Regions from separate parts of the Homo sapiens genome. Here regions 2 and 3 are each linked to region 1. Evidence: chromatin loops called from intact Hi-C (ENCODE). Cell type or tissue: Calu3. All regions are shown on one strand. Links, peaks and the distances in the headings refer to the core of each region. The heading gives the core; the rest is flanking DNA.

Region 1 (10,692 bases), core at 1,042-9,041:
AACTTAAAACACTGGATGTAAGTTCCTGAAGTCAACAATTATCTTCATCTCTGGTCTTCTCTTTCCACATCAACTGAACACTGCTTTGCTATGGCTTTGTAGATTATGTACTTTTCTCTCACTCACTTTTTGGAATTATAGGAGTTTTTTCTGTGTAACTCAAACCTCCTGAACCTAGGGCCTGTGTCTTAGTTTGGGTCCCTATCTTAGTCTGTTTAGGCTGCAACAAAATACCATAAACTGGGTGGTTTACAGACAACAGAAATTTATGTCTAAGTTTTGGAGGCTGGAAGTCTAAGATCAAAGTGCTGATAGGCTCAGAGTCTGGTGAAGGCTTGTGTCCTGGTGCATAGCTGTCTTTTCACCATGTTCTCACATGTTGGAAGCGGTGCCTGAGCTTCCTCGGGCTTCTTTCATAAGGGCACTAATCCGATTCGTGAGGGCTCTGCTTTCATGACCTAATCATCTCCTAAAGGCCCCACCTCCTTATATCATCACCTTCAGGATTAGGATTTCAACATAAATTCTGGAGAAACACAAACATTCAGATCATAGCAGCCTCCTAAAAGCAGAGACTAAGATAAGAATTTGGGATTGCCTCCTACATAAACTGCCTGTGCCCAGGAACCAGGAGTGAAAAAGAAGTGAAACAGGGAAGGAGAAAGAGTCAATGTAAGGCACATTATTGAAATCTGCACTCCAGCTTTTCACTCTTGAGGAGGGGTCTGTATGCTTCTCAGACTTTTCACAAATAGTAACTCCTCAGCTCTTCCAGGCTGCACATAGAAAAGAGCATGGATTGGTAAAAGTCAAGCCCATCAGAAAAGCCAGTGTGAGCCTGGGGAGCACACTGCAAGGATGAAGTGGGAGGTAAATGTCTACATGTCTACTACGGGCCTGGCTGAAGCCACAGGTGGCTGAGGGGATACAATGTGGTCATACAATGGGTCAATTTGACCTAAACTCTAAGTATTCAAAATATGTCATTCCTTTGGGTTAAAGCCATTGCCTTTAAATAAAACACTATGGTCAATGGTGCACATAAGGGATAACACATTGATCTGGATATGAGCTGCTCCAACAGCTTAAGAAATTCAGAGGAAGTTCAATAGTTTAGCGAGTCAAGGGATAACTGAGAACATGGTATTATGAAAGCAAAACATTAGACACCATTGAATACATAGGGCTTTCTTATTTATTTTTTTTAAGAGACAAGGTCTCACTAGGTTGCCCAGGCTGGTCTCGAACTCCTGGGCTCAAGCAATCCTCCCACAGAGCTGGAATTACAGATGTGAGCCACTACACCCCGTCTATATATAGGACTTTTCATGGTTACCACTGGGATGCCCCCAAAGACCTCGTTAGCCACTAATCCCATGACAACTGAAAAGTTATTCATGGCCTTGGATTCCAATTCTTTTGTCTCACGATCTGGTTCCCTCCTTAGTGCTGGCTTCTCTCCTAGACGTTTTTCCGTTTTCCTGCTATCCATCTGACTCGGAAGCAAAGATATCTAAGAAGGCCAACATTAGCCTTGAACCTTGACATTAGGAGAAATCAGTGCCCACAATAGACAGTGCAATATTTTGCATAGACAAAAAATGATTCATGTTCTGCAGTTGGGTGTCTGGAAGGGTCTTGACACAGAACAACCAAGCTAGTAGGGGAGATGGAGTGCCACCTTCTTCAGTCCCATCACCCTGTACAAGGTTCTGAATGGATGTGACAGGGCAGGTTGGTTCACCTTGGTGCCCTTATCACCATCAGGTACCTTCTTACAAAGGAGTCTTCCAGAAAGGATTTACTTATTTTTAAAACTCCTATAGCTTAATGTGTGAGCCTACAGGACCTGAAAGAGTATGCAGTTGTAATTTCTGCTTACATAAACTTGATTGTGTGGTGGTGTCTGAACAAAGTTCACTAGACTAAATCAGTACTCCTAGAATCCAGAGCTGGTCCAACTCTCAGATCTGAGTTACCTTGGGCAAGTAATTTACTTGTATGCTCTAGGGAAGCTCAGCAATGATACATGTCCTATTAGGTATTGATTATCAAATGCAATTATAGAAAAACCTATTAATAAGTATAAACCACTTATCTAGTAAGTCATTTTCTTAGATGTTTTCACTTCTATGCAAATCACCAAAGTTCACTGTGTGTGTGTGCCATTAATAGTACCAAAGTTGCTATGGAAATGCAGACTCGGGTTTTCCTTCTGTGTCACATAGTATTGTGTCCAGAATTGGTGGGTTCTTGGTTTCACTGACTTCAAGAATGAAGCTGCAGACCCTCGTGGTGAGTGTTACAGTTCTTAAAGGCGGCGTGTCCGGAGTTTGTTCCCTCTGATGTTCAGATGTGTTTGGAGTTTCTTCCTTCTAGTGGGTTCGTGGTCTCACTGGCTCCAGGAGTGAAGCTGCAGACCTTCGCAGTGAGTGTTGAATCCAAAGAGTGAGTAGCAGCAAGATTTATTGCAAAAAGTGAAAGAACAAAGCTCCCACAGTGTGGAAGGGGACCCGAGGGGGTTGCCACTGCTGGCTCAGGCAGCCTACTTTTATTGTCTTATCTGGCCCCACCCACATCCTGCTGATTGGTCCATTTTACAGAGAGCCAATTGGTCTGTTTTACAGAGAGCTGATTGGTCCATTTTGACAGGGTGCTGATTGGTGCGTTTACAATCCCTGAGCTAGACACAAAAGTTCTCCACGTCCCCACTAGATTAGCTAGATACAGAGTGTCGATTGGCGTATTTACAAACCCTGAGCTAGACACAGAGTGCTGATTGGTGCATTTACAAACCTTGAGCTAGATACAGAGTGCTGATTGGTGCATTCACAATCCCTTAGCTAGACATAAAGGTTCTCCAAGTCCCCAAAGGATTAACTAGATACAGAATGCCAATTGGTGCATTCACAAACCCTGAGCTAGACACAGGGTGCTGATTGGTGTGTTTACAAACCTTGAGCTAGATACAGAGTGCTGATTGGTGTATTTACAATCCTTAGCTAGACATAAAGGTTCTCCAAGTCCCCACCAGACTCAGGAGCCCAGCTGGCTTCACCCAGTGGATCCTGCCCGGGGCCACAGGTGGAGCTGCCTGCCAGTCCCATGCCATCTGCCTGCACTCCTCAGCTCTTGGGTGGTCCATGGGACTGGGCACCATGGAGCAGGGAGCCGCACTCCTCGGGGAGGCTCCGGCTGCACAGGAGCCCACAGCAGGGCAGGGGGAGGCTCAGGCATGGTGGGCTGCAGGTCCCAAGCCCTGCCCTGCGAGGAGACAGCTAAGGCCCAGTGAGAAATCGAGCACAGCAGCTGCTGGCCCAGGTGCTAAGCCCCTCACTGCCAGGGGCTTGTGGGCTGGCCAGCCACTCCAAGTGTGGGGCCTGCCGAGCCCACACCCTCCTGGAACTTGCGCTGGCCCGCAAGCACCGTGTGCAGCCCTGGTTCCCATCGGCACCTCTCCCTCCAGACCTCTCAGCAAGCTGAGGGAGCTGGCTCTGGCCTTGGCCAGCCCAGAAAGGGGCTCCCACAGTGCAGTGGTGGGCTGAAGGGCTCCTCAAGCATGGCCAGAGTGGGCGCCAAGGCCGAGGAGGTGCTGAGACCAAGCAAGGGCTGTGAGGGCTGCCAGCATGCTGTCACCTCTCAGTATCTTATCTCATAAAAGCCCTTCCTCCCATTTCCATTCTAGTGGACCCCAAAGCAGTTCATATAAGCCATGGATCATCATACTTTTGGCAAGATAGCAGGGTCCAAAGTGGGACCCATCCAGTGGATCATGGAGCTATTTACCACTGTCAGGAACACCTCTCCCAAGGCAGCTAAAGAGGTCAGATGCCTTAACCAGAAAGCAGAGACTCAAGCAAGTCGGGGTCATCTGTGTATTGCTCACCTGCTTCCAGCTTTGTTATCTCAGCATGTTTTTGGAGCATAAATTGTGTAGTGAAGGTCAACAGAGCCATAACTGCTGGTGTTCTGAAAGGCAATCTCTACAATTTCCTCACTGACAGAACTTGTCTTTCCTCTGGTCTCCTTGAGGTTAGTTCTCTTCTAAGACCTGCACCTGTTGGTCAAAGTCTTGCTTCTCCTCTGGATTGTCATTGCTCTTTTACCTTTCAGCATCTCCTCCCCATCTAATTCATTTCTGCTCATCAGTCTCTGATCATGCCAGTTAGCTGAGCCTGGCCATTATCCTCTCAATAACTATGTTTACCAACATCTGTAGAACCCAGATGTCCTTCTACTACTTCTTTAGTCACTGCTGTTGTGTCTCCCCAGAAAGCCCTCCCAGAAGCTTCCCAGTATGGCTCCATCCAAGCCAAGCTGCCGCAAAGCTCAGGGTTCTACTGTATGATTACACGCTGCCATCTCCTGGCCAAAGCACTGAACTTGGGCCCAGTGGGTCTGGCCCCACAGCTTGACCTTGGTTTTAATTATGTGCTGTCCCCATCCACTCTGCCAGCTAGGATTAGAGAGATGTTCATGACTACCCACAGCTCATAAGGCACAGAAGAATTTAGAGAATTAGCTGATAGTATTGTCCTGTTGGCCCATCTAAAGAACACACCTCCCTCAGAATCCAAACACCTCCCTCATAAAGGAAAATCAGCTCTGGAATCCTAGATCTCATTTTGTCTTCAGCATAGCTGGTCAAATAAATCACCTGAAAGGGATATTTAAAAAGTACTGCCTTAATTTTGGGTGCTTGTCTTCACTGGGCTTCTAAGCAACAGTCTCTCCTGGTAACCAGGATTAACTTGGGTTTCTACACAGTAGCTTTGGAATTCAATTTCTAGTGGATGACTGCATGAGTAAAAAACAGTCTTCTGTTGAGTTGCTAATCCATTTGGTCGATGAACTCCAGCATACATAAAGCCTCCCTTCCCAAATGACATATTCAATGTTTCTACCAAGGCTAAGCAGCAGAGACCAAACATGCTAACTATCCATTCTAGTCTAAGTTCTAAGCCAGCTGACCCTTTAGATGTTATCCTCTCCTATTCTTCATTCCCAGACCTTAATGGCTCATGAATGGAGCTGGCTCTTGCCAGCAACATTTGCCAGGATCTGTAGAATACCAACTCTACTTTAAGAATTTCCTTAGGCGAGGGATTCCATTCCAAGATGGCTGAATAGGAAGAGCTCCGGTCCGCAGCTCCCAGTGTGATTGATGCAGAAGATGGGATTTCTGCATTTCCAACTGAGGTACCTGGTTCACCTCATTGGGACTGGTTGGAAAGTGGATGCAGCCCACAGAGGGTGAGCCAAAACAGGGCGGGGCATCGTCTCACTCAGGAAGCACAAGGGGTTGGGGGATTTCCCTTTCCTAGCCAAGGGAAGCTGTGACAGACAGTACCTGGAAAATTGGGACACTCCCACCCAAATACTGCACTTTTCCAATGGTCTTAGCAAATGGCACACCAGGAGATTATATCCCATGCCTGGCTTGGCAGGTCCCACACTAACGGACCCTTGCTCACTGCTAGTGCAGCAGTCTGAGATCAACCTGCATTGCAGCAGCCTGGTGGGGGGAGGGGCATCTGCCATTGCTGAGCCTTGAGTAGGTAAACAAAGCAGGCCAGGGAAGCTTGAACTGGGCGGAGCCCACTACAGCTCAGAAAGGCCAGTTGCCTCTGTAGATTCCACCTCTAGGGGCAGGGCATAGCTGAACAAAAGGCAGTAGAAACTTCTGCAGAATTAAATGTCCCTGTCTGACAGCTCTGAAGAGAACAGTGGTTCTCCCAACAAGGTGTTTGAGCTCTGAAAACGGACAGACTGCCTCCTTAAGTGGGTCCCTGACCCCCATGTAGCCTAACTGGGAGACACTTCCTAGTAGGGGCCTTCTGACACCTCATACAGATGGGTGCCCCTCTGGGACAAAGCTTCCAGAGAAAGGACCAGGCAGCAATATTTGCTGTTCTGCAGCCTCTGCTGGTGATACCCAGGCAAACAGGGTCTGGAGTGGACCTCCAGCAAACTCCAACAGACCTGCAGCTGAGGGACCTGACTGTTAGAAGGAAAACTAACAAACAGAAAGAAATAGCATCAACATCAACAAAAAAGACATCCACATCAAAACCCCTTCTGTAGGTCACCAACATCAAAGACCAAAGGAAGATAAAACCACAAAGATGGGGAGAAACCAGAGCAGAAAAGCTGAAAATTCTAAAAACCAGAGTGCCTCTTCTCCTCCAAAGGATCACTCCTCCTCACCAGCAATGGAACAAAGCTGGACAGAGAATGACTTTGATGAGCTGACAGAAGTAGGCCTCAGAAGGTTGGTAATAACAAACTTCTCCGAGCTAAACGAGGATGTTCGAACCCATGGCAAGGAAGCTAAAAACCTTGAAAAAAGATTACATGAATTGCTAACTACAGTAAACAGTGTAGAAAAGACCTTAAATGACCTGATGGAGCTTAAAACCATGGCACGCAAACTACATGACACATGCACAAGCTTCAATAGCCAATTCGATGAAGTGGAAGTAAGGGTATTAGTGATTGAAGATCAAATTAATGAAATAAAGTTAGAAGAGAAGTTTAGAGAAAAAAGAGTAAAAATAAATGAACAAAGCCTACAAGAAATATGGGACTATGTGAAAAGACCAAATCTACGTCTGATTGGTGTACCTGAAAGTGACAGGGAGAATGGAACCAAGATGGAAAACACTCTTCAGGATATTATCCAGGAGAACTTCCCCAACCAAGCAAGGCAGGCCAACATTCAAATTCAGGAAATATAGAGAACACCACAGAGATACTCCTCCAGAAGAGCAACCCCAAGAAACATAATTGTCAGATTCACGAAGTTTGAAATGAAGGAAAAAATGTTAAGGGCAGCCAGAGAGAAAGGGTTATCCACAAAGGGAAGCCCATATGACTAACAGCGGCTCTCTCGGCAGAAACTCTACAAGCCAGAAGAGAGTGGGGGCCAATATTCAACATTCTTAAAGAAAAGAATTTTCAACCCAAAATTTCATATCCAGCAAAGTAAGCTTCATAAGTACAGGAGAAATAAAATCCTTTACAGACAAGCAAATGCTGAGAGATTTTGTCACCACCAGTCTTGCCTTACAAGAGCTCCTGAAGGAAGCACTAAACATGGAAAGGAAAAACTGGTACCAGCCACTGCAAAAACATGCCAAATTGTAAAGACCATTGATGCTAGGAAGAAACTGCATCAACTAATGGGCAAAATAACCAGCAAACATCATAATGAGAGGATCAAATTCACACATAACAATATTAACCTTAAATGTAAATGGGCTAAATGCCCCAATTAAAAGACATAGACTGGTAAATTGGATAGAGTCAAGACCCATCTGTGTGCTGTATTCAGGAGACCCATCTCATGTGCACAGACACACAGAGGCTCAAAATAAAGGATTGGAGGAAGATCTACCAAGTAAATGGAAAGCAAAAAAACAAAACAAAACGAAACAAAAGCAGGGGTTGCAATCCTAGTCTCTGATAAAACGGACTTTAAACAAAAAAAGAGCAAAAGAGACAAAGAAGGCCATTACATAATGGTAAAGGGATCAATTCAACAAGAAGATCTAACTATCCTAAATATATATGCACCCAATACAGGAGCACCCAGATTCATAAAGCAAGTCCTATGAGACCTACAAAGAGACTTAGACTCCCACACAATAATAATGGGAGACTTTAACACCCCATGGTCAATATTAGACAGATCAATGAGACAGAAGGTTAACAAGGTTATCCAGGACTTGAACTCAGCTCTGCACCAAGCAGACTTAATAGACATCTACAGAACTCTCCACCCCAAATCACGAGAATATACATTCTTCTCAGTACCACATCATGCTTATTCCAAAATTGACCACATATTTGGAAGTAAAGCACTCCTCAGCAAATGTGAAAGAACGAAATCACAACGAACTGTCTCTCAGACCAAGTGCAATCAAATTAGAACTCAGGATTAAGAAACTCACTCAAAACTGCACAACCACATGGAAACTGAACAACCTGCTCCTAAATGACTACTGGTTAAATAACGAAATGAAGGCAGAAATAAAGATGTTCTTTGAAACTAATGAGAACAAACACACAATGTACCAGAATATCTGGGACACATTTAAAGCAGTGTGTAGAGGGAAATTTATAGCACTAAATGCCCACAAGAGAAAGCTTGAAAGATCTAAAATTGACATCCTAACATCACAATTAAAAGAACTAGAGAAGCAAGAACAAACAAATTCAAAAGCTAGCAGAAGGCAAGAAATAACTAAGATCAGAGCAGAACTGAAGGAGACAGAGACTCAAAAAAAACCCTTCAAAAAATAGCTGGTTTTTTGAAAAGATCAACAAAATTGATAGACCACTAGCAAGACTAGTAAAGGATAAAATAGACAAGAATCAAATAGACATAATAAAAAACGATAAAGGGGATATCACCACCGATCCCACAGAAATACAAACTGCCATCAGAGAATACTATAATCACCTGTACACAAATAAACTAGAAAATCTAGAAGAAATGGATAAATTCCTCGACACATACACCCTCCCAAGACTAAACCAGGAAGAAGTTGAATCTCTGAATAATAGGCTCTGAAATTGAGGCAATAATTAATAGTCTACCAACCAAAAAAAGTCCAGGACCAGATGGATTCACAGCTGAATTCTACCAGAGGTACAAAGAGGAGCTGGTACCATTCCTTCTGAAACTATTCCAACAATAGAAAAAGAGGGAGTCCTCCCTAACTCATTTTATGAGGCCAGCATCATCCTGATACCAAAGCCTGGCAGAGACACAACAAAAAAAGAGAATTTTAGACCAATATCCCTGATGAATATCAATGTGAATATCCTCAATAAAATACTGGCAACCCAAATCCAGCAGCACATCAAAAAGCTTATCCACCATGATCAATTGGGCTTCATCCCTGGGATGCAAGGCTGATTCAACATACAAAAATCAATAAACATAATCCATCACATACACAGAACCAATGACAAAAACCACATGATTATCTCAATAGATGCAGAAAAGGCCTTCGACAAAATTCAAGAGCTCTTCATGCTAAAAACTCTCAATAAACTAGGTATTGATGGAATGTATCTCAAAATAATAAGAGCTATTTATGACAAACCCACAGCCAATATCATACTGAATGGGCAAAACCTGGAAGATTCCCTTGGAAAACTGGTGCAAGACAGGGATGCCCTCTCTCACCTCTCCTATTCAACACAGTGTTGGAAGTTCTGGCCAGGGAAATCAGGCAAGAGAAAGAAATAAAGGGTATTCAGTTGGGAAAAGAGGAAGTCAAATTGTCCCTGTTTGGAAATGACATGATTGTATATTTAGAAAACCCCACTGTCTCAGCCCAAAATCTCCCTAAGCTGATAAGCAACTTCAGCAAAGTCTCAGGATACAAAATCAATGTGCAAAAATCACAAGCATTCCTATACACCAATAACAGACAAACAGAGAGCCAAATCATGGGTGAACTCCCATTCACAATTGCTACAAAGAGAATAAAATACCTAGGAATCCAACTTACAAGGGATGTGAAGGACCTCTTCAAGGAGAACTACAAACCACTGCTCAACAAAATAAAATAGTACACAAACAAATGGAAGAACATTCCATGCTCATGGATAGGAAGAATCAATATTGTGAAAATGGCCATACTACCCAAGGCAATTTATAGATTCAATGCCATCCCCATCAAGCTACCAATGACTTTCTTCACAGAATTGGAAAAAACTACTTTAAAGTTCATATAGAACCAAAAAAGAGCCCAAATTGCCAAGACATTCCTAAGCCAAAAGAACGAAGCTGGAGGCATCACGTTACCTGACTTCAAACTATACTACAAGGCTACAGTAACCAAAACAGCATGGTACTGGTATCAAAACAGATATATAGGCCAATGGAACAGAACAGAGCCCTCAGAAATGATACCACACATCTACAACTATCTGATCTTTGACAAACCTGACAAAAACAAGAAATAAGGAAAGGATATCCTGTTTAATAAATGGTGCTGAGAAAACTGGCTAGTCATATATAGAAAGTTGAAACTGGATCCTTTCCTTACATCTTATACCAAAATTAATTCAAGATGAATTAAAGACTTACATGTTAGACCTAAAACCATAAAAATCCTAGAAGAAAACCTAGGCAATACCATTCAGGACATAGGCATGGGCAAGAACTTCATGACTAAAACACCAAAGGCAATGGCAACAAAAGCCAAAATAGACAAATGGGATCTAATTAAACTAAAGAGCTTCTGCACAGCAAAAGAAACTACCATCAGAGTGAACAGGCAACCTACAAAGTGGGAGAAAATTTTTGCAATCTACCCATCTGACAAAGGGCTAATATCCAGAATCTACAAAGAACTCAAACAAATTTACAAGAAAAAAAATCAAACAACCCCATCAAAAAGTGGGCAAAGGATATGAACAGACACTTCTCAAAAGAAGACATTTATGCAGCCAATAGACACGTGAAAAAATGCTCATCATCACTGGTCATCAGAGAAATGCAAATCAAACCACAATGAGATACCATCTCACACCAGTTAGAATGGCGATCATTAAAAAAGTCAGGAAACAACAGGTGCTGGAGAGGATGTGGAGAAATAGGAATGCTATTACACTGTTGGTGGAAGTGTAAACTAGTTCAATCATTGTGGAGGACAGTGTGGCAATTCCTCATGG
Region 2 (10,692 bases), core at 1,446-9,445, 150 kb before region 1:
ATATTTATACCATTGCATCAACCAGCTTTGGATGCGGGCTGCTCCCAGGAAGGGTGTATAACCTTGAGCGAGGGCAATTTTCAGAGCTCCACAGCTGCTGCCAGCTGCATGGATAGCAGCTGAAAGAAAAGTGCTTCATTCCTTAAAGTGGATCTGATGGCCCAGCACAGCCTCCATCACACTGTATCACTTCCCCCCACCTTCACTGTGTTGCCTGGATCACCTCTAGCATAAAGTACTTTCACCCACATCCTTGGATCAAAGTTGGCTTCAACAGAAGCCTGAACTAAAACAGCCTCCCAGGAGGCTAAGCAGTTTTAAAGTAGACAGGTGTAATAGCAATAAGTGTAATAATTACTAATTATCACAGTGATAGGTGACACTTGCTGCATGTTTTACAGGTAGTGATTCACACCCTCATTTTCTTTACCTCTTAAGTGAGGGTGTTAGATTAGATGACTACTAAGATACCTTCCAACTCAAATGTTGTTCTACAATCTCCTTTTCTGTTCAAACTTAACTCACAACATAAGGTCCCACCTCTCATTTCTCCTGGGGCTCTGCGCCTATTGGCAAAGAATGGGGTAGGAAATATTTACAAAGATTAGCTTTGCTGTTTTATTTATTTAAAAGGCCACTCATTCTTTTAAGCAGAGACCTGGTGAAGAGCTGGGCCCCTGTGCTAAGGTTAAGGGGTTAATAGTGGTCGCTGCCTTCCCTGTTCTTCTGAGGTCCTGCAAATTTTGCAGAAGGTGAGGGAGTTGCTCTTACAGGCGGGGTGTTGGTAACAAACAAAATGCCCCCACAAATTTCCAATGAGTGACAGCATTTGGTGGCTCTGGCCTAGAGATGTGAGAAGCATCCCCTAATGTGCAGGAGAGTCAGGCGCCAGGAATAAAAATGCCCACAGTGTCCTGTTGAGAAGCCACAAGAGGCTATTCCTTGAGTCTTTCCACTTTCCACCTCCTATAAAGGAAAAGCATTATAGGTACATAAAATCATCTATTGAGGGAGGTTGTGTGAGGAGAAAAAGAAACTAGAGATAATCCAAATTGTAGATGTCTATATATGTGGACAAGACACATGCTTAGTTTTTCCATATTTAGTTCCACACATAATTAGAGGACATTATGAAGACTTGGCTCTCCCCGTGAACTTTCCCCCTCCATAAGCTTATGCATGGCTATGAGTCAGAATGTAGCAAATTGTATTTCTTCCAAAATTTCTTAAGGCAAACGAAGAGATAATCTGTAAAGTAGAAGAATCCTTTATTCAGTTCTCACTGCTTGTTTATTTTGAGTTTAAAATAATAAAGCACATTAATTGGAAAGGACAATAAACATTGATGGTGAGGGTGAAGACAGCGAAGTGAGTGTAGAGAAGCCGCTATCCTGCTCTGAGACCTGGCAAGCATCCTTCTCATAGGGTAATTTAGTTTGTTTTTACAGATCGTATCAATCTGTAAAGTCTATGTTTTAGGGAAGATCACCCAACCAGTAACAAATCCCAGCAGGATAAAAAGGGTGCTAAGATGTAGTTATGTAGTTATGTAATTGTAGATCTAGTTATGCAGAACAAGAGACAAATTTTTAGTAAAGCCTAGATCATAGTTTGGAGAACATCAGGTTGCTAAAACATTTTCTCTGTTTTTGGAATACATTTGGCCTGCAAAATCATAAATCATAAAAAATAAATCATGAAAAGTTAGATTGGAATCAGAGATTTGATATGCTCTAGAACTTGGTTTGACTTTGCACTTGTGTATTTAATTAAGAGACAATAGACGCATATTAAGATGTTCCAGACCAAGTCCCTAAATGTGAGCATTTCCATGACTGAAAGAGAACTCTTTTTACAATTGTCAGTGAATTTAAGGTCTGAAGGGAACGTGAGTATAGAAAGGATTGTTAATATTTGCTTGAGTTCAGAATTAATGTTTAGTTTTAAAGTTTAGGTTTATCAATTTTACATTTTCATCAAGCTCAGCCTACTAATCTTACTCTAATGTTTATATAATATTAATAATCACTTTTACATGCTGTTTAATCAATGTTAATGAACTCCACCCAACGAATATAACTGTCTTTAAACAATCAGACTAATTTACAAATTTGCTTTAATACATTCTTTTCAAGATTTTAGAATAAATATCTTATTTCACTTTTGCTAGTTATTTCAAATGCTTATGCAAGACAAAATTACAACCCTAACAAGTCTTCCTGACCACGTATGAAAATCTTGTTAATCAAATACATAATATCATACATTTTTCATGTTGAGTTTTCTTAAACATTCCAATATCCTTAAAATTTATATTAAACTTTTTTGCTTAAACTCACAGTTAAATTAGTGATACACTTCAAACTGAAGTCATGTTTTCCTGAGAGACCAGATTCTTTTACACTTTATAAATACATGAATTTGATTTATTCCATCATCTGTAAATTTAATTCTGAATGACCTTGGCTTGTAAAGTCACTTCCCCAAGTAAGGAGCAGTCATTTACGTGGCCAGATGCAGTGGTGGAAATGAAGTGGATGGATCCCAGAGATATTAAGGAGGTGGGGAAATGAAATCACTCTTGGTGAATGATTTAAAAAGGGAGGTTGTTGTTGGTGGGGGGGTCAAGGATGACACAACAGCTTAATTTTAATGGATGGCAATACCAACATTTGCCTGGACAGGGAGTATTTAGGGGAGGGGAGGCTGTGGGAAGGGTAGGGATGTGAGTTTTAGGACCAGATAGTGCCTTAGCAATTGTCTATATCACTTCTCACCCAAAGGTAAGGGAGTTGAGACTCATAAATGGAGTGATTTCTTTTTAAGTAAGAAACCTTTTAATAAAATAAGCTTCTTTGATGTTACAGAGCTAGAGAGTGACACCAGGTTTCTCCTAGACTCACTTCCTTTTAGTATTTCTGTCTCAGAAATGGACAGGATGAAGTGGGATCCTGCTAGACATCATTCTCCTTGTCTTGCCAGTCCTAGAACACAAAAAAGCAAATAGGAAAAGCAAATAGAAACCTGCCAGTACTGGAACACTGAGAAGTAAACAGAAAAAGCAAACTAAAAAAATTGCTTCCAAGATTTTGCTCACAACCTGAGATGATACAAGAAAAGGACTTAAAAAAAAAAAAACAAAACAAAACAAAACCTAAGCTTATCAATCAAGCAGGTACAGAATATAAACAACAAACAAGTCATCATTTTGCCTTTAGTAAGATGCCACACCAACACACCACCAACTTCCCAGGTTGGATAAGAGCACGGGGCCAGATGTCAAAATTGTAAAGCTTGTCCTAAGGTGGCAGGACACAAGGAAGCATTTTTGTTGTTAATTGATGTTGCCTTTAGCATTGCCAAAAACCCCCTCAGATTTTGGCCAAGGCTTTCCCAGTTACACAAATGACTTACATTAAATGGGCTGGATGATCTTACTAGTCCCAGGTCCACACTGAGGTTGCAGTTCTGTTTTGAGGAAACTCCGGGGTGCAAAGCCAGAGCACGTGGACAATGGAGGGTGCCAACAAAGAGTTGGGATACTTCCTCAATTTTTATCTTCCTTGGAATTTTAGCTTTTGCTAGGAAAATACCTTCGTTCTTTACTTTGTGAAAAAAGAGACTTGGAGGAGACTTCAAGTTCCCTTCCAGTCAGTGGGATTTAGAATTGGCCAGAGTTTCCAGGAATCACAGGCCTTTGTAGAAAGTGGAACTGCCCTACCTGCCTTTCACATGTGCACCACGAGTCGGGGGGACATGGCCCAAGTGGCTGGGTGGGCTCCCTGAGGAATCAGCAGGTCCACATTCAAGAGTCTCCGTAAGAAGTACTTAGAAAAAAGTCTCTCTTTCATTAATTTCATAAGGGTAGTGGGATAATAAAAACAGTATACAAATAAGGAGGTTGTAAAAATGTTTGCTTTTAACAAAGAGGGAAAAAATAATAACTCCAGAGACTTAAATCTAGGTTAGATGAATTGCGGCAACATGAATCCTGCTAACCCCAGTTTACAACCTCATTGCAATTGCAGTTTTCAGATTCTCATTAACTTCAGTGAAAAGTGCATCTGCCTCTGAGTTATCTTAGGTGGGCGAATGTGGGGAGATGCTTTCATTAAAAAAAAAAAAAAAAAGATCTGCTGGATATTTCCAAACCGGAATTCATTGAAGTTGCTCCTAGGCAGGAAATTTATAAGTTGAAATTAGTGATAAAACATACAAGAATTTCCAAAGCTAAGCAAAATGCCCAGCAAAATTAAAAATGTCCTCTGTCCTTGTGGACACCATGATTGCTTATCAGGGATGTCCACCATTCTGCACTGATAAAAAGTGACCACTGCATATGAAATAGCTCCTTAATTGAAAGCGAGAGTCACTGTGCCTTTCTTTGCTTACTGGTATTTTTAATTTCTAGGAGGTGGGAGGTAGAAAGAGCAGAACATGCAAATAAAGCAAATGGAAAGACACAAAGCTGGGGCTCGTGATTCAGGCAAGAACGCTGTGTGAACTAACCTGCCATTTGTGATAAAGTACTTTAGAAATGTCAATTTTATTACTGAATAATGGGTCTCAGCATGACTGAACTCTTGGCAATTATTTTACATCTAATTTGGGATGATGCATAAAAGAAAATCGAGCACAGATTACTTTAGCTTGGCACCTGGCAGCTGATAATGAACTGGTATAGATTGTCTTGCTCAGAACAATAAAGTCTCTATCTGCTGCTAGTTTCAGCTGACATTGGGCTGGTAGCCACATTTCTTCTATTCCTCTCTTTGGTCTGTTCTGGAGGTCATATGATAAGCTGTGTTTGCTGGTTTTAGGTTTCATCTTCCTGGGTCAGTTCTAGGGTACACTGCATTACCATGTTTGATGTTTCCACATTACACCATTCACCACTGGATGCCAGCAGAGCACTGCGGCTTGAAGTCAAAGGGTTGGACATGACCATTTCTAGAAGGCCAGTGGAATGGCATCAGAAATTGAACAATCCTAATTTCCTGGCATTTATGAATCCCAGTAATGACCCCAAGTTAGCTGATTTGAAAATGAGTTTATTCTTAGTTCCATAAGGGCTAGATGTTATTTTCATCTGAACATTTAGAATAATGAGATTCAGAGAATTGAATATGTTAGTGAATCATAGCAGAACCAAATTTTGATTCAAAATCTTCTAACTTCTACTTCTTTTCCTTCTCCTTAGCTTGGGGGAAGACCTAACTTGAAGAATGAGGGCTTACCTGTGAAAATTGATTGTATATTGTCTTTTGGCAGTGAGGAGGTAGGGAGAAATGTAAAAGACAAAATATAAGGGAAAAAAGCTTCTCAGTGTTAGTTGCATATAAATCACTGTTTCTTGTTGAAATGTAGGTTCTGATTCCGATTCTCCAATGTTGCTGGTTGGGAGGCCGTACTTTAAGAGTGAAGACCGTGGAGTCCCGAGTCTGGGCACCGATAGAAAAGAATCACCTGATTTCCTTGTCCGCAATCCCTGGGAGACACTCTTCAGGGTCTGACTGAATGGAAAAGGAAGCAGGGAATCCGGTCCAACGTTAATGTCACCGCCCTCACTGCCCTCTTCAATTTGAACATGGTATTTCTGGCAGTAGCCACCAGAGGGTGCTAAAGAACCTCCTTGAAACGGCTGCAGAGCCCTGTGAGGTTACCAGACTGTTTCCACAAGACCTGTCCTGGGCTGGTCTTGGGGTTTGTGGGGAGGACAGTTTGTTCAGGAGTGGATGAGGAACAGAAGGGCCCCGAGACCACAGGTTGTGTCAGAGACAGAGCTGAGGCCCTCGCTGGGACTACCACTCAGAGATAAGCACAAGAATCAGGCCAAGGAGGCATCATTTGGGATCCTCATTCCTCTTGCCCCCCTTTGAGGGCAAAGGGTGTTAGTATACTTAAGGATGTTGTCCACTTAATAGAGAGAAAGGGCTAGATCAGGGATTTTCCCCTGGGGCTTCCAGCCCCACTCAAGTTAAGGGATATATTGAGATATTTATTTGATCTTTAGATTTCAAAGGGAGAGGCTGTTATCCAGATTTAAAAAAAAAATGCTTGAAAATAAAATTGATTGCCTGCCATAAGATAAGCAATTTTTTCAATAGTAGAATATGTGATAAAAATACACATCTTTAGCCTTCATTAACTTTTATTAAAAATTATAACAATTCATATTTGGCATAGCCATCAGTTGTACATGTAAAGTAATAAATGAGATCATGGTATTTGGAGTCGGTCTGTGGGATTCAAATATCAGAACTGACATTCATTAGCTGGGTGATACTGGGCAAATTCATTTACCTCTCTGAACCTTAGTTTCCTCATCTAACCTCTTCTGAATGGATTTGGCCAATGATGGGAGTCAGGGGGATGGAAAGCATGAATAGGAAATTGTAAGGTGGGAGGATGTAGAGGTAGAGACACTTATTTCCTCCAAGCCCTGTTCACACTCAGTTCTGTTCATGGCTGATGACTTGCTCGATTTGATAATGAATTTAATAATGTCAGCACTCTCGGATGCACAATAGTAGTTATAAAAATGTGGTTAGGTCCTACTCTCTCCTAGATAATATGGTAAAAAAATTATTTCCGGCCGGGCGCGGTGGCTCACGCCTGTAATCCCAACACTTTGGGAGGCCTGGGCGAGTGGATCACGAGGTCAGGAGATCAAGACCATCCTGGCTAACACGGTGAAATCCCGTCTCTACAAAAAAATACAAAAAAATTAGCCGGCCGTGGTGGCGGGCGCCTGTAGTCCCAGCTACTCAGGAGGCTGAGGCAGGAGAATGGCGTGAACCTGGGAGGCGGAGCTTGCAGTGAGCCGAGATCGCGCCACTGCACTCCAGCCTGGGCGACAGAGAGAGACTCCGTATCAAAAAAAAAAAAAAAAAAAAAAAAAAAAAAAAATCCTAAATATTCCAAACAACTTACATGCTGTTACAGTGTTTAAGCTATTTAATCAGTCCAGATGAGACTTGATGGCATCTTGGCCGATGACTCATTCAATGACTATGGCTCCTGTTGGGCAATCTGTCTTCCAAACTGCAGGTCTACAACAGCCTTCCATAACGCCATTTCCTCACCTTTCTTCTTCAGGCCTCGGAGTGGCTACTGGTCCCTAAGTGCCTCAATATTCCATTAACCCTGCCCACAGCTTTGAAATAGTTTCCTTCATTGCATTCTCTTCAAAGTTCCAGTTATGCATGCCTTCTATTTCCTATTGGTACCCTAAATGATATGGCATATAAGAATTTAATAAATATCAGTCACTTTAAATTTATCTTGAGAATGCATTCATATAGATTTAGCATTTTCCAGCAATATATGCTAGTGTCATAATGTCATGACATACTTTTAGTGGAGTTTAGCTTGGGGAGCTCAATGTTATATTAAATTTCAATGACAATTATCAGTTAATTCAAACCCACCAGCATGTTCAGATGCACATGATAGTTATAAAAATGTGGTTAGCTCCTACTCTTTCCTAGCCATGTATTCTAGATAATATAGTAAAAAAAATTATTTCCTAAATATTCCAAACAAATTACGTGCTGTACAAGATGCTTTTCATTCTGCACAAGAGTTGCTTATTGAGTATGTGGGACACCATGTGGGTTGCAAAGAAATAAAAGTCTGACTTACTGTCTCCAAGAAATTTTCAATCCAGTTATGAAAATAAGACAAATATGAAAAGTTATTTTCTTGAAGTATCTTAAATAGTAACAAATGAGACCGTTATAAGATATTCATTTATTCACTCATATATTTATCCAAAAAATACTTGAACTCCCACCATGTGCCAGGCCATAATCAATGCTAAGGATCTGAGGGTGAGCAAAACCAGGCACAGTTCTGGCCCTTATGAAGTTAATATCCTAATTGGAGACGGACGACCAATAGTCACGCTAACAATGGTATTATTAGTGACTGAGGTAAGTGCTTTCGAGGAAAAGAAAGAGTTACATGACAGCTTATCACAAGGAGATTAACCTAGGCACGGAAGGCTGTCCTGAGGAAGGGACCATTGAGCTTGGAACTGGAAGAAGTGTGACATTGTCAGACTTGCATTTTGAATGGATCACCTTAGCTGCTTTATGGAGGGAAGTCAGGGGGGTGGGGGAGGGTAGCTACTTTTTAAGCTATTTAATCAGTCCAGGTGAGACTTGATGGCATCTTGGTTGGCATAGGGAGGTAGTAAAGATGGAGAGTTGTGTACGAATTAGGAAGATATTTAGGGAAACGGATCAATGATGTTTTGCTATGGATTGGATACAGAACTGGTGGTGATAGAAAATAAATTTTGAAACGAGTCCTAGTTTTCCATCTTGCATAATGAAACAAATTGTGGAGCTTTCACAGATGTAGGAAATACTGGAATTGGACCAGATTGGAATTGGATCATGAATTTTGGTCCTTGACATTGAGTTTGAGGTACCTTTGCAAAATCCAAAGTGGAAATATAGCAGAGTCATTTGGATGGAATGGGATAGAGCTCCTTCCCACCCACCCAGAAGGTGGGGGCAAGTAAGACAGATTTGTAATGTAGATACAAAGATCTTAAACAAACACATGAAAACTATTCAGCATCATTAACCATTAGAGAAATACAGATTAGGACCACAAGAGATTAAACACCCACTAAAATGTCTAAAATTTAAAAGACCGATAATACCAAGGGCTGGTGAAGATGTGAAGCAACTGGAACTCTCACATATTGCTGATGGGAATGCAAAATGGTACATTTACTTTGGAAAACAGTTTAGCAGCTTCTTATAAAGTTAAACATCCACCTGCCACATGACCCAGCATGTCCACTTGCAGGTATTAATCCAAGAGAAACCAAAACGTATGTTCCCACAAAGACTTGTAGTAAATGTTAACAGCAGTTTTAATCATAATATCCCCAAACTGGAAACAACTCAACGGTCCATCAACTGGTAAGTGAATAAACAAGTTGTTGTATGTCCATACAATGAAATAATAGTAACAACAAGGAAGAAGCTAGTAATACATTCAACAAGATGATGAATCTCAAAACCATTATGCAAAGTGAAAGCAGCCAGACAAAAGGCCGTACCATTTATAGGACAGGCTGGAAAAGGCAGAAGTATAATAACAGAACAGGGGCTGGGGCTGTTCCTGCTAACTCACTGAATTGAACACTTAGACAGGGTCAATTTTACTGTCTGTAAACTATAACTTAATTAACCTGACATAAGAAAAGCGAGCTCCCTTGATGACTTTAATATTCTGTGCTGGCTGAACTATGCGTTCCAATTTTAGAACACCGAAATCACCTGGAGGTTTTGGGAGAGGTTTTTTCCCTTTTTTTTTTTTTTGCCTCAAGTGTTTACTGACACCAACCAAATCTCCAATTCTGTGATTCTCTTACACCAACTGGGTATCCAGCAATTCAATTCAGTTATAATACTATCTGTACTTAGTGTAGACCCCACAGGTTAAAGGCTCAGTCCCACAGATGCCAGCTGCACATAGGGTGCCCAGGCTATCTTCCTTTCTGCCCAGCCAACCACAAACTTAAGGGTTCCTAGGTCACCCTCCTCAGGTTTGATAATTTGCTATAATGACTCCCAGAACCCAGGAAAGTAGTACTATTTCCAGGGTATTATAAAAGATACAACTCAGGAACAAATGGAAGAGATGCACAGGGCAGGGTGAGGAGAGAGGGGCACAGAGCTTCCTTCCATGCCTGCTCCAGCTCACCACCGCCCCCCTACCTCGATGTTCTGGAATTTCTCTGAACCTTATTGTTTGGGGGTTTTTATATCAGTTTTCATTACACAGGCATGATTGATTAAATTATTGTCCATTGGTAATAAACTCAATTTCTAGCCCCTTTCCTCTCTCTAGAGGTGGTGGGGAGGGTGGGACAAAAGGTCCAACCCTCTAATCACATGGTTGGTTCTTCTGCCTGCCAACCCCCATCCTAAGGCTATCCCAGGGCCTGCCAATAGTCACCTCATTGCCACAAACTCAGATATGGTTAAAAGGGGCTCATTGTGAATAACGAGACACTCGCATCACTCAGGGAATTCCAAGGGTTTTAGGAGCTCTGTACTAGGAACCTGGGACAAAGACCAAATATAGTTATCTCTTGGTATCTTCAGGGGATTGGTTCCAGCCCCTTCCCCAAAACCCCAGAGGACACCAACATCTGAGAATGCTCAAGTCCCTTATATAAAAGAACAGTATTTGCATATGGCCTATGCACACTCTGCTGTGTACTGTACTTTAAATCATCTTTAAATTACAATATAAATTCTATGTAAATAGTTGTTATGCTGTATTTTTAGAATGTATATTTTTAAATTATTGTATTGTTATTTTGGTGGATTTTTTTTTCCCCCTCAAAGTAAGGCCAAGGCTGAGCCCTTCTGTTGGAGAAGCAGAATCTTTTCTTCCTGGGCCTCTGCTGGTTGGGTGGATGGGTTTGAGCAGCACTATTGATGGGTTTGTTACAGGTCCCCTGCATTCTGCTACTAGGAGATCCCTGTGCTGCTTGGCCCATGCACCTCCTTCATTCAGTTTCTCAGTGTTGAACATCCTGTTTTGGCCAGCATTACCTTATATTTTCCATTCAACTCTATTTTACTTTGATTTTTGATTAACTTGTGTGTGTGTGTGTGTGTGTGTGTGTGTGTGTGTGTGTGTAGAGTCATTTATCGCATG
Region 3 (10,692 bases), core at 1,523-9,522, 230 kb before region 1:
TTAATCAAAAATGTCTTCAAAGTTTCAAAGAGTTAAATTATAACTGAAGGAATTTGGAGACAGACCTGTCTCCAGGGCTGTTTTAGTAAATTAAGGTATACCTGTATGTTGGAAAACCTAAGCAGGCATAATATGTGTTTATGGACCAAGAAAAATGGTCATAATATAGCATTAAGGAAAAAAAAAGTTAGGCCAGTGATGGTTTAAAAGTAATGGACAGAAGGTTTCTGAAATTCTATTTTGAAGTTTTAATGTTTAAAAAATGTTTTTATCAAGTATGTGTATGATATATATAAATAAACTAGGACTAGAAGAAATGTAACTTCTAATTTTCTTATCTGGACCAATTTACTTATTTGGCATAACTGAACAACAGCTCAACTCTTAACATAATTGAGCCTCTTTTATTCTGCAGAAAGTTTGATTCCATTACCCTCTCACCTTGAAAGAAGGGAAATAGTTTGATACTGAAGGAAAGGGAGGAGTCTACCCTTGTCCTTTGTTTCCCTCATCATACACTTAGTCTTTAAACTCTCTTTACCTGGAGAGACGCATTTTAGTGGAGTAATGAATCCAGAAACCAGAGATGGACTGTCTATTCCCAGATATCAAATTAATGATCTTGGTCCTTTTTTTCCTCTACCTTTCTATAATGCTCAGCCATGATAAGCATCCATTTCTTTTGAAAAGTCTCTGTTCTCTTGGCTTCTGTGAAACTTCAGAAGATTTGAAGATAATGTAGGAAAAATAATTTATATCTTGTTCATTTTCTCTGTCCACTGGTCTTGAATTATTTCAAGCATCAGCCCTACTTGCTTTCTTTCCTTTTCATTTTTTCCATCCATTATTCCTATTTAGATGACTCCCTAATGTCTGTCTCCACTCCTAATCTCTTTTAGTTCTCTATTTCTAACTGCCTCTTGGGAAATTCTTGGGCACACCTAATTTCACTATCTTTGAAACTAAATGAATCGTTCATCATTAGTCTTGTTCCTCCTCTTGTGTTTCTTAGGTGGGGTGAGTAAAAGATTCCAATCAAGACTAGTTTAAAGTTTGAGGAGCCATGGAAAGAAAGATCAGTCAAGACCACTAGGACTTGAGAACTCCTATCTTTCTCCTCTCCATTTTATTCAGTACAGACCCATTATTACTAATTTAAGTTGCACAAAAGGCTATCAACAGTCTATTTACTGTGCTCTTTTATAGTTTTATTAATTTTATGGAACTGACATAAGTTCACCACTAATCTCAGTCTCTCATTCCTGTTTATGCGTTAGGCTCTTAAGTTTCCCAAATTCAACTTCTTTCATCTTGTAGATATTCAGGAACTTAATCCATGGTGACATGGTGGTATACATGTGTGTTTGTGCTATAAGGGAATAGGGTATTGCTATATAATCAAGTGTGGGAACTCATAAAATGGAAAACTTATCAAGAAATTAATTGAATCTGCACCTCTCCTCTGTACTCTTCCCAAATTCCAAGCTACAGTGGATGGGCAGAGTTATGAACCTATAATTGTCCTCCCTTTTTCTCTAATATTATCTAGAGTTATTCCTTGATCTGATTACGTTCTGAATACAAATGGAATGACTGGAAATGGCTCTTTGTATAACAGGACTGAACTGTGTTTTGAACACCTGCTGCCTAAATACATATTAAAGAGGCTCCTCCAAGTAGATGCCAGTGTCCATCAGTAAAAATACTCAGCTGTCTGGTGGGACAAGTGTTAGGTCACGTGGGCTCTCAGCAACTATCACCATATGCTGAAAATAAATGCCAGAAAAAGAAATAAGAATTTTTTTTTAGCATGTATGGCAAAGGCCTGAGAGTAACCTCCATTATGGTTTTGGGAAGCAAACAATATTTTTGTGCCCATTTTCTGGAATTAGGCAATTATTATACAAAATTATGATCTTGCCTGTCTGAAACTACAGTGGTAGGACTGTCACCTTCCAATGGAATTGTGTATTCAGGGGCCACCAGTTTTTCTTTAGTGACAGTGACCTGTGTACTTTCAGGGACATAGGGAGGAGAGCCCTGGTGAAAAGATAAAATGGGAGAAGTATTTGCTCTATTCTGCTGTTCTATTCCCCTTATCTGTGACTCAAAGAGGTGCCAAGAAAAGAGTCTGAGATGACTTTGGGAAGAAAGAGAGGGCAGAAGAGAGGGAAATAAAAGGGTTGATTTTTTATGGGGGTGGCATTGAAGAATTGCTAATAGAAGAAAGAGTTACAGGAGCTGGTGGAAGCAATAAAATTGTTTAGGCTACCCGTTGGCTGTGGGTTTATGTTGTTAACATGCTGTACCTAGAGCAGAGTATTATATTGGCATTGACTTGTTACTACTATAAATATCTGGAAATGTCTTCTAAACTAATAGCAGTTGTTTTCCTATCTTTTAAAAAATATATACGTAGGAAAAAAAATGTTTGGATAAAAGTACATCAAGAAGGTTACTACTTGTAAATTATTTCTTATATTCTGTTTTTTTCTCACTTAAGTATTTTTCCAGGTTAACACATATATGTCAAAACCACAGAATATTATGAAGCCATTCAAAATGATTTGGTTGTGCTATTATATGGCTTAATTTTGTATTTATTGGATATTTAAGTTGTTTCTAATATTTTCCTATTGTATATCACTGAAACATAAATGTACTAGAATTTTTCCTTTTTAATATCAAAACTTACTTTGCTAATGTTTAGAATCAGTGGAATTACAGGGGAGCATTTAGGTAACGTGTGACTTACCAAGCTACATGTGGAAGCTTGAGTTTCTAATCTACCTCCACCATTCAAGTCCAGGGAGCAAGAGGGTTAAACTCCTAGCAGATGGTGCTGCTGCTAATGCTGCTGCTGACTGAGCATGTCAGGAATTTAAAGAGTTGCTTAAACAGGGTTAATATATGGCCTGTGGGAAGACAGCTGTTGTGTAGCAGAATTACAGGTCAGGAGGTTAGCCACATTTCCCTGAAAACAGAGGACTCGCCAGAGTCAGAATCAGTGAAAGCCATTTAGGGAAAGGAAAAAGCAGAAAGGTTCTATTTAAGGGAGCAGTTGAATGAGAGGGTAGAAAGTGCTAGGGTAGAACAGAATAACTACCAAATATAGAGGGGAATGGGGGAATGAAAGGAGACAGAAACAAGCATAGCAGAACACTGCCCCTACAGCCTCCACTCTGGAGATGCAGAGAGAGGCCGTACCACCAGCCCATTTCCCAGTTCCAGGGTTCGTTGTCTTATGCTTTCACCAGTATAGGGATGTGAGTTGGGAGAGCTCTGATCCTGCCAGGCTATTAGACGTTTAACATGGCTAATTGGCCCTGTAAGAGGACACAATGGGATGCTACCAAGTTGGAAAAAAAAATTAGCCTCTTGGAATTAAAATCTCATCAAGTAGCTGATATCTAATGCAGTCCAAATTCTGCAAACACCTTGAGGGTCTATTCTTAGTGAAGCACTGTGAAAGGGTATTACGGAGGTTTGAAATTTAAAAATGTGAAACACCCATCTCAGCTCTCAGGTAGTTTATTATATAATACAAGGGTGATGAACAGAGGAATTAGATAAACCCATGACTGTAATACAAGGTGACTAAGAAAACTGCTACCGAGAAAGTGGCAGGAGGGTCAAAAACAAGAGAGAGACCAGGACTGGTGAAGAAAACAGTGAATGTTTCCAAAGGATGTAGGCAAATATTACAAAGATGTAGGAGGGCATTACACGTGAAAGTGATCACATAATCACAGGCACTGAGTGACTAGTCTATCCCTCATACATGTTCATTTTAAAGTACTCTGAGGTTTCCTTCTTTTTTTTTTTTTTTTTTTGACAGAGTTGCCCAGGCTGGAGTATGGTGGCACGATCTCCACTCACTGCAACCTCTGCCTCCAGGGTTCAAGCGATTCTCATGTCTCAGCCTCCCAGGAAGCTGGGATTACAAGTGTGCGCCACCATGCCTGGATAATTTTTGTATTTTTAGTAGAGACAGGGTTTCGCCATGTTGGCCAGGCTGGTTTCGAACTCCTGACCTCAAGTGATCTGCCAGCCTTGGCCTCCCAAAGAGCTGGGATTACAGGTGTGACCCACCGTGCCAAGCCTAACCTGAAATTTCTTTATGGAATAAGTCAGTCTTTCCTCATATTCGATTTCTGGCATAAATGGGTATTCAATAAATATATTTTGAATATTTGAAGACCCCAGTTTTTATATTGGCCTATAGAATGATATAAGGAAAGACCATAGACTTTAATGCTAGATAGATATGGGTTCAAATTTCAATACATTTTCTCGCTGTGTGACCTTGAACACAGTACTCATTCTCTGAGCGGTTTCCTTATCTATAAAAATGAGGAATATAAGGATGGACTTTGCAAAGTTGTCGTAAGGATTAAGGAGGAAGACATGTTCATACACTTGCTTGGTAAGAGCTAGTGTTCTGCTTTCCCTTGCCTTCACCCTTGCCCTGACCGAGTCTGTGTAGCTGCTTGCCACTTCCTTGGTAACACCAGAGGGCAACATCGTCCCATTCTTATATCAAAGTTTTTCAGGAGTGAATGCTTCTTTGCAGACAGATTTTTTTAAATGCTTCAGCAAGGGAGGAAATAGAAACTCCATGCTCCTGAATGTGAATAGGGCGATAAGGGCTAAGCCCTGGAAAGACTTTGGAGCAGCTGCTGTGTTCCTCTGTGGGCAACAGCTATGGGCAGACGCTGTTGGAAGGCACTCCTTGTGCCGTCTATTTCTGCCAGCTGGGTTAAGAGGACTTCTCGTGCTAACAGAACCTTAAACTGGGAATCTAAATCAATCGGCTTGTTTACTACTAGAAAACCATTGTGCTTGTGTGATATATCTGAAAAGCCTGCTGGAATGTGTTTGCCAGAGTCTCATTACTATGGTGACTATGTATTCTAGTTAGCCTGGGACAGTCCTGGTTTATGCCTGTGGTCCCAGAGTAATTATTAGTGCCCTCTTTTACACTCAAAGTATCTCAGTTTTCAGGATAAGTTACATGGCCATCCTAGTCAGAACATTAAAAGGGATACTCACTAACAGTAAGGATCTGACGTAGCAAGAGTCCTCTGGTCGGTCTGGTTAAGACCGTGCATGGGCTTTGGAATCAGAAAGTGACATCTGGGTTAAAAACCCTGCTCTATCTGTGTGTCATTGGCAAGTTAGTTAACTTCTTTAAGCCTGTTTCCTGATGTATAGATTAGGGACAACAGAACATGAATGCACTGTCTCATTTAATCCTCCTAGTGAAAATGCTTACATGAGGCTCTGGGACAGTGATACATGGTTGCTACCCCTGGTATTATTTTTAAGATTTGCTGTAAGATTCAGGCTGTCACCTTAGCTGTATTGATTGGATCTCTGGATTTGAGGGAGTTGAGGGCAAGAGTGAAATGAATTGCACAAGGTTACAGAAACAATTATTGAATTGCTCAAGGTTAGAGCCAAAAAGAGCACCCACACCCATCTCTCTGTCTAGTGCACCAAGGTGGTTGCTGTTTCTGTGGAGATAATTCAAGGTTAAAGATGTGACCCAATGTCTATCCTGAAGCCTTTAGCAAATACTGGGCACAGTATTATTCTGAAGCATAGAGGAGAATAGACATCTGACTATTCTACTGCATTATTCTTTTCATTTTATTGCAAAATGTTTTATGTATGAATAAAAATAACCTTGTCATGAACACCAGAAAATGCACCCCTATTAAATCCTAACATTACTCCATACTTTTTTTTCAAAGAAATTAAATGTCAATGTCATATTCTATTCATCTTATCTGTCCCTATCTTCCCCTTCCAACAAGAGAATACAATAAAAATGTTTCAATAAGGAAAAATAGAAATTAAATGTCACATACAATTAAGACCTCCTATGTACCCCTCTTGTATAGACTTTTCCCTTATTAGATAATATTTTAACAGGTTTTTAAACTTAATTTAAATGGTGTCATACTATATCCCTCTGCAACTTTTTTTTCGTGTTGCTTAATATGTTATCGAGATTTATCCATGCTGGTAAGTGTGGTATACTATTACATTATATGAATATTCTGCAGCTCATTTACTCATTTTCCTTTTCATAGATGTTTTCATTGGTTCCAGTTTTCTGTAATTATGAACGATGCTGCAATGAGCATCCTTATGCATAAGACTCTCATACATGTAAGAGTTTCAGTATGGGTTATAGCCACAAGTGGACTTGCAGGGTCTTGGAGTATTAGTATCTTTGACTTTACTCAAACTGCCAATTTTTGCCAAATATTACCAAAAATTCTCCAAAGTGGTTGTTCCAATTTTCATTGTATTTAAGTTTTTTTTTCCCAGATGAAAATATATTATTTAGTTAAAAAAAGAATATGGGCCATAGTTATTCCAGCAACCAAAGAACAGAAAAACACACTCGTTGTAAAGTATATGCACTTTTAAGAGGTAGGGAAATGAATATTTATTGGATGTCTACTATGGGCTGGGCCCTAAGCTAAGTGATTTACATTTGCTTTTTAATTAATCCCATTACCTATCTGTCACCAAATCCTCTTAATTCTGCCTCGAAAAATCTCTTCTTTTCCCTTTTACTCTTTCCTTAAGAATTTTATTTTTTGCAGAAACACAGATGACACTTGCTGAGTTAAACCAACTGATCTTGCTTCTAGTCTTTGTCCTTGCCAATTTATCCCTTGCAGTCTTAGAACAATCTTCCTAAAGGTGTAAATGGGATCTTGTCACTCCCTTTGGTGGAAACTTTTTAGACTTTTCCATCGACTAGAGGATAAACTTCCAACTTTTTGGTTGGGGCCAGATTTTGAAAGATTTTGCTCTCCAACTTCACCTCATTCCTACTCTTTTACGCTTCATTATCCTGCACAACTGATGGACTAGTTCCCCACATAGGCTGTGTACATTTCAAACTGAAAAAAGCGTAAGCAAAGCTGTGGAAGTTTGAATGTTCTTTCCATCACCCCCCACCTCAGGCAGATTTACCACATCATAGGGCTTTGAGTGATTCATTCTGTCTGGAGTAGGGAAGGGAGGAGTGTTGGGATGGCTTGCTAGAGAAAGGAAGGGTGATTCAGCTATTTGTCATGAATAGGGAGACCACATAACTTAACTTATATTTAACATGTAACTTAACTGGGACACCTTTGAAAGAGGGAGGTTAAAATAATAAAAATTATGTAATTTTTTGAATGTATTAACTGTGTAACATATTGGCATTGTTACATTGGTCTGTAATAGAACTATCTTATAGTTCTATTTTAAAACTCTTTGCAATAAAGTATCATATACTTATGTACATTAGTTCAAAATATTACAGCTACAAAAACCAAGTAAATTTATCTTTAATATTGACATTTTAAACTGAAGTTACAATAGCATTCACAATGATGAGAACTATTTCACTTTTGTCAGAGTGAACTTCAAACCTCAATTTGCTGCAGCAGATGAAAACAATGAGCTATTATTGGACTTAACCTAACTGACTTTCTCTTTGAAGCATCTGAAGACTTAGATATAAAACTGGCATCATTTAACACTTTGAAAAGTTCTTCTGCTAATGGAGCCAACACATCGACAGTTCTCACTTCATTTTTGTACATGCAAAGAGCACTTGGAATTGAAAATGAACGAAATAATGTAGAAGTTTGCTCTAAATGAAAAGTCATGTTTCACTGGGGGATATGTTAGCCCTGAATTCTGAAGCTGCATATCTTAAGTTGGTTTCTTTGGGTGTAGTCTTTATATAGTAACTACTAACTTTCTTTTTATTAAAGGAAGTACCTTGTCTTATTTCTTAGTAAACACCCTATTGAAGTGTAATTCACCTACTTCACATAAAACTGCATAAATTATAAGTATAGAGCTCAATGAACAACCTTGGATCAAAAGATAGAACATTGATAGCACCCATTCTCCCACTGTTATATACACCCCCTCCCCAAGGGGAATTGTTATCCTGGCACCAGGCACCATCTTGTAGTGCTGCCTACTTTTGAACTTCATATAAATGGAATCATACATTATGTATTTTTCTTGCTTCTGGCTCCTTTTCCTTAATATTATATTTGTGAAATTCACCCATGTTGCATATGGCAGGAGTTTATTTCTTTTCTTTGCTATAAAGTATTCCTTTGTGGGAATGCTACAATGTATGTAGCCATTCTACTACATTTCTACTATTTATTTCCAGTTCTGGGCTATTATGAAAAATGTCATTATGAATACTGTTGTACCATTTGGGGGGTGCATATATACTCATTTTTGTTGAGTATATGCCTAGAAGTGGAATTGTTGGGTCATATGTTTCTCAAAAGAAGACATACAAATGGCCAACAGGATACAGTTGATCCTTAACAATCCTGGTTTGAACTATGCAGTTCTACTTATATGTGAATTTTGTGGGTTCCACAGGGCTGACTGTGGGACTTGAGTATGCTCACATTTTGGTATTAAAGGAGGTCCTGGAACCAATAGCCTGAGTATATCTAGGAATGACTGTTCATGAAAAAGTGCTCAACATTAATTATTAGAGAAATACAAATTAAAACCACAATAAGATGATCTCACTTCTGCTAGAATGGCTATCATCAAAAACATGAAAGATAAGTGTTGTCAAGGACTTGGAGAAAGGGAACCCTTTTACCCTGTTCTTGGGAATGTAAATTAGTACAGCCATTTTGGAAAAAAGTATGGAGGTTCCTAAAAAATTTAAAAACAAAATTACCATATAATCCAGCAATCCCACTTCTGAGTATTTGCTCCAAAAGTTTGAAATCAGTTTGTCAAAGAGACATCTGCACTCTCATGTTCATTGCAGTACTATTTACAATAGCCAAGTTTGGAATCAACCTAAACGTCTACCAACAGATGAATGAATAAAGAAAACATGGTAGGCTGGGCATGGCAGCTCATTCCTGTAATCAGCAGTTTGGGAGGCCAAGGTGGGGGAATCACTTGAAGTCAGGTGTTTGAGACCAGACTGGGCAACAAAGCGAGACCCAGTCTATGTAAAATATAAAATACAAAAAATTAGCTCAGCATCATGGCATGCATCTGAAGTCCCAGCTACTCAGGAAGCCAAGGCAAGAGAATTGCTTGAGCCCAGCAGTTTGAGGCTGCAGTGAGCTATAATCATGCCACTGCACTCCAGTCTGGGCAACAGAGTGAGACCTTATCTCAGAAAAAAATAGAAAAGAAACTGTCGCCTGTATACATAATGGAATAATATTCAGTCTTAAAAAAGAAAAGAAATGCTGTGATTTGTGACAACATGAATGTAATTGGAGGCCATTATTCTAAGTGAAATAATTCAGGCACAGAAAGACATATACTGCATGATCTTAGTTATAGGTAGAATCTAAAATAATTGAACTAATAGAAGCAGAGAGTAGAATATGATAATATGGTTCTGTGGTACAAAGGCTGGGGCATGGGGAGAATGGGGAGATGTTGGTCAAAGGGTACAAAATCTCAGACAAGAGGAATTACTTTTTGAAGATCTATTGCACAGCATGATGAATATAGTTACAGTATTTTACATTTTGAAATTGCTAAGAGTAAATTTGAAATGTTCTCACCACAAAAAATATTAAGAATTTGAGATGATAAATATTTAACTATATTAATTATTCTACATTGTTTTGCATCATTTTGTGTCCCATTGGTTATATTATACAAATTACATACATTTATACAATTATAAATTGTCAATTTACAATTAGAAAAAAGAATTGCTGAGTCATAGAGTAGGCCTATGTTCAACTTTAATCGATCCTACAAAACAGACACTATGCATCTGGATTGCTCCAGGTCTATTTCCCACACGCATTTCACCTGTAATTTCTCAGGTCTCCTTTCTGGAGGCCTGCTAGTTTCAGGCATCTCACATGCTGGGGAACGGGCCACTGCATAATTGGCTAATACACCATGTGGCCATTGAGGGCAGCATCATGAAATAGTTCACTCTTCTGATTTCTCTACAGAGAAGGGGTAAGCCAAAGAAGTGGGGCGTGGTGAGCAAGATAGGTACTGGTAAATAAGAATGTGTCTGGAGACTAGTTATCTCCTTTCCTAGTGGGATATACTTGCTGCCACTGGGCTTGATGATTCGCTTTTACCTGAGGAGGGGAAATATCAGGAAAGTGGTCTGAGACAGTGTGTGGCAATGCCAGGCCAGGTAGGAAATGTGTGTTTCCAAATAGGTACAGAAGATGGATCTAGCCTATGCTCATACATACACTCCAGAATTGGAACCACAGAGCATAGTTGAGATTTGGGGTCGTAGGTTTGCTGTTCCAGTGTGGAGAAAAAGGGTATGCACATCAGAGGAATATAGTACGAGGAACCAAGCTGGAAGATGTGGCTGAGTCTCTCAAGAGACTGCCAAATCCTAGGGAAGCTACTTGGGATAAATACCTCATTAATGAGCCGGTTAGGGCACTGGCTCCCCACACCATGTCTATTACTATGTCTATCGTGGCTTCATCAGTGGCGATTACCACGAGAAAGGGAACATCAGCATTGCCTGGACTGTCCCATAACCAGACAACCTCTTTTCTCACCCTTCTGAGTTGGAATTAGGAGGATGAAAACTGCAGGAAAGGAGGGTGTGGTGTGAAAGAGCCACCACACTCCATTCGTACTCCCCTAAGCTAAGTCTAATTGCATGGGAGGAAAGGG

The links. Hi-C counts contacts between places; a loop is a spot of excess contacts. Peaks named below come from ENCODE experiments on the same cell type or tissue, not always from the same donor. Only the 100,000 strongest peaks of a DNase experiment are listed, where the experiment ranks them.
Region 2: it touches region 1 in a loop (4-fold over the local background); 32 of 110 quality-filtered maps call a loop at or near these places.
Region 3: a loop joins it to region 1, with 6 times the contacts of the local background. A loop is called at or near these places in 8 of 110 quality-filtered maps.

Annotation. Positions count from the first base shown.
Region 1 is chr4:77,459,154-77,469,845 of GRCh38, reverse strand. No RefSeq gene overlaps it. Among named protein-coding and RNA genes, the nearest start is that of CXCL13, 140 kb to the left of the region's middle. In Calu3, for the core only: no CTCF peak of the experiment used is centred there; a DNase peak (open chromatin) is centred at 4,345.
Region 2 is chr4:77,613,756-77,624,447 of GRCh38, reverse strand. No RefSeq gene overlaps it. Among named protein-coding and RNA genes, the nearest start is that of CXCL13, 13 kb to the right of the region's middle. RefSeq lists a silencer at 5,578-5,677. In Calu3, for the core only: a CTCF peak has its summit at 5,591 (motif pointing right); DNase peaks (open chromatin) are centred at 4,867 and 5,617.
Region 3 is chr4:77,692,302-77,702,993 of GRCh38, reverse strand. No RefSeq gene overlaps it. Among named protein-coding and RNA genes, the nearest start is that of CXCL13, 92 kb to the right of the region's middle. In Calu3, for the core only: a CTCF peak has its summit at 4,523 (motif pointing right); DNase peaks (open chromatin) are centred at 4,493 and 7,013.